Linked DNA regions of Homo sapiens: region 2 is linked to region 1. Evidence: chromatin loops called from intact Hi-C (ENCODE). Cell type or tissue: breast epithelium. All regions are shown on one strand. Links, peaks and the distances in the headings refer to the core of each region. The heading gives the core; the rest is flanking DNA.

Region 1 (2,913 bases), core at 273-2,772:
GGTACAGCACCTGGTTCTTAATATATATTATAATGGCCCATCTTTTCTATTCGTTCCTGATAAAATGTTTCATTTTAACGAAGATCCGAGTGTTTTAAGGAAACTGAAGTTCGCGGAGCGGCTGCAGGACACCAGAAGCTGTTTTCCATCTGGTTCCTGCATTGTTTAATTTGTGCTTCACAGAGAGAGGTTTTATTCTCATTTGACAAGTAAGGTTTTAAAAAACTTAATAACTTCTTTTAAAAATCTGGTAAGGAATAGAACTTCATTTGCGTCCCTGGTTCAAATATTTTCATGACACTGGACACAGAAAACTATGGCTGGGTGTGTGGTAAGGGGAAAACCCGCTCCTTAAGGCAGCTTCCTGCGTGCCCACCGTGTTCGGGCCCCCGTGGGACTTGTCTCTGCCCACGTATAAGTTTTCATTCACAAAACCAGTTAAAAAGAAAACTCAACACTTTTCTCCATCATGGGAAACATTCAAATGCTTTGTATCATGAAGAATGCAGCCTTAAGACTGTCATCCTTCTAGGAAGAGAGCGGTTTTTACAATTCACAGTTTTTAGAACTGTCCTCATCCTGTTCTGATCTGGGGCCCTCCCTGCTCCGCCTGGGCTGTCACCGTGTCCTGGGGGTGACATGGGCCTGCTCCGCGGGGCGTGGAGACCGGGCCCTTCTTCCTGGGGGTGACGTGGGCCTGCTCCGCGGGGCGTGGAGACCGGACACTGCCTCCTGTGCTGTCATTCCGTGCTCCCATGGCTTTGTTTCCTTAGACTATTGCTTAATGTGAGTGTTGGTGGTGCCTGCTTTGTTTATGAGGACCTGAATTTAAAGAACCAATAATAGTTCACCTATTAAAATTTAAACTCTTGGGAGTATCTATTATTTAGAAAACTGAGGTCAAGTCTCCCCTCCAAAAACACTGTCTTGAAGATATTTTTTAAGCCAAATTTTTGAAAAAAGCTTCAATTAACAGAAAATCTACGGAGTCCTATTTCTGAAAATTATATTTTTAGGCTGAAAGTTCCACAATATCGCAGTGAACCTTTCCTCTAAATCAGTCTTTTTCACAGTCTGTCTCTGTTTCTCACACACACACATGCACACACACGCACACCGTGTTCACTGACTCGAGGTCTGTCTTCCCACTTGACTGTGTTCTGATTTTTTGTCATCTACCCTACACCTAACACAAGGACAATGAAACAACACTTGTTGAATACATGCAATGAATACAACAGGAATGATCATGTTCTCATGTTCAAGCCAATTTTCAAAGGTGGACTTATGAGCAGTGCCAGCATTTTCCAGGCCATGGTGAGCCTGTGGACTTGAACAGGGGGTCATGAGCAGGGTTGGAAGGCACTCAGAGCCTGTGGACTTGAACAGGGGGTCACGCGCAGGGTCAGAAGGCACTCACGACACAGGGCCTCTGCTCCTCCACGACCTCCCCTCGGTGACCCAGAGTGCCCTCTTGTCACAGCCTGTGGGGGAGACGAGGGTCTCAGGGCACTGTGGATCCCAGTGGGGCACGTGTCTACACACTCTCCTCACATGCCCCAGATCTGCGTCACTTTAAAATATTTTGATAGGTTATAAGTAAGGAAGATTGCTGCAGGACCAGTAAAAGTGTGCTCACAGATGATTTACAAAGTATCCTGAGAGATCTGGGGAGGCGAGAGCAACCTGCTCACAGATTTTGCCAAAATCAACATTTAAACAACTCCGTTTGGCAGAAGAGCAGCGCTATTGGAATTAGCCGGCAGCTCTTTCCTGCTGGGCCTCTGCCAGCCTCCAGACCCCACAGAGCAGAGGCTATGACTTAAAAGCAGCTAAAAAGCTTGAAGAAATAGAAGCCTGGATTAGGCAGAATATCCCAAACTTGAAACAGGCAGGTTCTTCCATGGACTTCTCTCTTTCCTCCTTTGACCCAGTGTTCACGATGAGTCCCCTTCCTCTCCTTCCACTGCCTCATTTTCCTGCACATTGTGCCGCCTTGAAACTTCCACCATATAATTGCTCTTGATTTTATATTTTGTATGTTCCCTTAGAAAGGTTTAAATATGATCATGTGCAGAGCCATTGGATAAATTTGTGGAATAACCAAAAATTACTATGCAAAGCTTTTCTGAGGGACATGGAACATTTTAATGCATTTTAATTGTTTCTCCTCTTAGTGATATGAACTAAAAATAAAATCCTAAGCGCCCCCCAACAACTGATGGAATGGCCACAGAAACCCCAGAAAAACCTTACAGCTGAGTTCCTGGCCATGATGGGATGGGAGGCTGGACGGGCCTCAGATACCCCTCCAGTTTACAGTTTAGACACAACAATAACCAGCTTTAAAACGGAGATTATAAAAACGAACAGAACAGACTCTTTGCGGCAATGAGATACCAAATTATGAACAGGACCTAAGGCCATTGCAGGCAAGGGTGAAGTCACACACCCCGCATGCAAAGAATCGACTGTCCTCACTGCCACCAGGTTTTTCTTCTTCTCTAGCAGCCGAACAAGCACTAGCCTTGAATCAACATGAAACCCATCGCAGCTCATCCAGCTCACAGACACTGCTCCGTGAGCCACAACTACAGCTCTGATTGCACAAGAGGCTGATTTCAGTAACTCTCTCCTAAGCGACCCCGGACCACAGACGGGTTCTGACCGGTTTACAGAGGCTGCCTTCACATTCTGAAAACACCTTTTGACATACAGGACCTGACGGTAATACATTTAAATATTACATCTCCACCCCAAGGTGAACATGAGTCGTATGTTACACACGTGTCTGTTTAACACGTGTCAGCACCACCTTTGTAAATATCTGCAGCTCTCCTGTGCCTGATGAATGGGTATCTTTAGCCAACTGTTCAGCCTGAAGCTCCTGCCCCAACCCCTCCTGCCGGAAGT
Region 2 (2,913 bases), core at 121-2,620, 170 kb before region 1:
AGCTGAGCTCGGGCAGAGCCTGCGCGGCTCAGGGACGGTCACTGTGTCCTCACACGGGCAGAACGGGCTCTGAAAACAGCCATTACCAGCCATTGGCTCCATTTTCCCTGGCGCTGTTTTCTCTGAGAAAAATGAGGGCAGCGTTTATCTTGGCTTTGCTTTGTGTCTTTCTCCTAGTTTTCTCCTCCCTGACGCTGTCTTGCAGTGTAAGCCAACGTGGCTTAAGACAGTTCGGCATTCATCAACTATTGATTGCAAGTCTAATCAATAGCGTGACTGTGTGAGTGTAATCAAAATACTTGAATTATTTTAAACAATTATTTTAAATATTTTTTCTGACACACACATACGCACACACTTAGACAATTTAACTGCACTTTTTTTGCTAATAAAATTTACATTATTTGTGCCAGTTAAAACTACCTTCCGACAGCCTGAACTGAAGATGAAAGTCAAGGAATTTATTTTTCACATAATGCCTAGTAAGAAGCTGCCATGAAAATTTCTACTTGGGCACAGAGTGTTTCTGTCCTTTTAAAAAGGGAGTAGAAAGTTGTATAATTTGATATGGAAAATTATTACCATCCAGGTTTTCCTACTTTCTGGGTAAAGGTCCTGAGTGCTGGGCTTTTTCCAGATGCCGGCCAACAGATCCTTGGGGTGTGGCTCCGTGATGAAGCCAGCCCCACCCTGCAGGGCTGGCAGCCGCCTGTGACCCTGTGACTCAGCGGCCACGGCGTGTCTACAAGGAGCCCAGTTGCAGGTGCAGGTGGGAGGGCCCAGGATGGAGGCTCTGATGCAGCAGGAGCCGGGTGGGCAGTGATGCTTGCATCCCTGATGGGGAGGTCCCGCCAGGCCTCATGTGCTGGGTGCTGTGCCCTCTTCCTATGCAGGGAAACGGACAACATTTCTGGAACTCAGTGACGCTAAAGTTCTGTATCTTTTTATCCTTTCTTTCATGCAAGGAATAGTAGGATTTGAGGGTGCAGAATTTGGATAGAATTGTTCTTATAGCAGATTATAACAAAGGGGAATGTTTGGACTTACCAGTTAAGTGGAAATGCATATAGATAGTCAATAACTGTATATGTACTTTGATTCCAAGTGGTTTTGAAGTTGTGGAGCTGGGGGCCAATGAAGAAGGATCTAGCTCTGAAACCAGGACTCAGAATGTGATAGAAAAGATCAGGCTGCGGGCGGGGCTCACACCTGTAATGAGACAGAGGCGGGAGGATCACTTGAGCCCAGGAGTTCCAGACCAGCCTGGGCAACATAGTAAGGCCTCATCTCTACTAATAAACATTAGCTGGGGATGGTGACGCATGCCTGTGGTCCCAGCTACACAGGAGGCTGAGGCAGGAGGATGGCTGGAGCCCAGGAGGTTGAACCTGAGGTGGGCAGTGGTGGTGCCATTGCCCTCCAGCCTGGGCAAGACAGCAGACCCTGTCTTAAAAAAAAAAAGATCATGGTAGTCAAATGTTAGGATAAATTAATCTTATTAATCAAGTTATGTTGTTTAAATATCAGCTAAGGCCAGAGAGGGAGCCATCTTTTGCTTTGTTTTTCTTTAAATGATGTATAGGTATTATTTCTAACATAAGGCTTGAAAAACTAATGAAGTGTAATAATTTTAATGAATAGGTGGTTTATGAAAAGAGAGGTTTGGGAATTCCACGTTTCTAATCTTCATCTCAGAAAGCGCAACCGCAGGCCCACCTAGAGACTCACGCCCCACTCAGGCTCTCCTGCTCAGGGCTGTAGCAGGGCGGGAACACTCTTCACCTTCAAACCTGAACCCCCAAATGTCAACCTGCACCGAGGCACCTATGAGCATGGCAACTCTTGTCTCTATTCGGCAAGACCCCTCTAAAACCATAACCCCCTCCAGCCCAGCCAGCCACCCTGAGGCAGCCCTCTCACCCTGGCATTCAGCATTTGTCACATAAAGAAAGCTTTGCAGAGTTCCACACACCCAGTAGCTGACTGTGAACCTCCCTCAAGGTCCTTGGCCTTTCGCCTGCTGTCACCTGATGTTACTACTGGGTGCACGTGGGGCCTGCACGGGTTCCTGGTGGCTCCTGCGGTCTGGAGCCTGGGACCTACCACCCTCCGTCCCCCCTGTCCCTCCTGAGAGTCAGAGCTGGCTGAGGACACTCTTACAGAGGAGAGGACATTTTCTTAGTCAAGGGTCTGTGAGTGGCTGGACTTTATTCTTGGAACCCCCTTTGAGAAATCATTTGGAAAGTGAGTGGTTCACTATTGTAATTGCGAACAGTTTTTAAAAATACGATTTCCTTCTTTATAAAGTGCTCAAAGTGCTGGACTTGGTGCATTTTATAAAGAAGGAAATCGTATTTTTAAATAGCACTTTTATATTGTGTTGTCCTCTTATGTTCTGAAATAAAATATGGAATAAGAATTGAGTGCAAAACTGAAATCCGAATTTATACTTTGAGATAATGTGGCCAAATACGTTTAGAAAGTCCTGCAACAATTCACAAGCCATGTGGACATGGTGTGGGGCTCGGCTGGGTGAGGGTTTTCTCCTCCCTCTCTGGAGGGAAGGTGGAACAGGGTGAATTAAAATCCTGCTCCCCTTTCCTCCCACAGGGAGATGGCTAATGACCCACAGCTGGGATCATTGCTGCCTGCTCAGGACTTGAGTTACTGGATGTCGGAGGCTTACAAAGTGCTCTTTCTGAACGAAAAGGTAATTACAGTGTTTAAGAGCAGCTCCAGGAAGTGTGTATGGATTCTACAACTTTGTTTTCTTCTCTCTGGCTAATAGAAATCATCCAGCCCTCCCAATGAGGCCGCCTTGGGGCCAAATCCCCAAAGTGGCAGGCAGTCCCCGGAGAAAGCAATTCTTTGATGAAAAAAACGCCAAACATAAAACCATTTATCCATTCCTGG

The links. Hi-C counts contacts between places; a loop is a spot of excess contacts. Peaks named below come from ENCODE experiments on the same cell type or tissue, not always from the same donor. Only the 100,000 strongest peaks of a DNase experiment are listed, where the experiment ranks them.
Region 2: a loop joins it to region 1, with 3.0 times the contacts of the local background. A loop is called at or near these places in 1 of 110 quality-filtered maps.

The regions. Positions count from the first base shown.
Region 1 is chr2:553,996-556,908 of GRCh38, forward strand. No RefSeq gene overlaps it. Among named protein-coding and RNA genes, the nearest start is that of LINC01875, 9.6 kb to the left of the region's middle. In breast epithelium, for the core only: no CTCF peak of the experiment used is centred there; DNase peaks (open chromatin) are centred at 1,427, 1,736 and 2,586; H3K4me3 peaks cover 821 bases; H3K27ac peaks cover 1,341 bases.
Region 2 is chr2:383,347-386,259 of GRCh38, forward strand. It overlaps LOC105373351 (a long non-coding RNA gene), which reads left to right. Exons shown (of 3, transcript XR_922703.3): 2 at 2,611-2,710. Among named protein-coding and RNA genes, the nearest start is that of LINC01865, 69 kb to the left of the region's middle. In breast epithelium, for the core only: no CTCF peak of the experiment used is centred there; no DNase peak of the experiment used is centred there.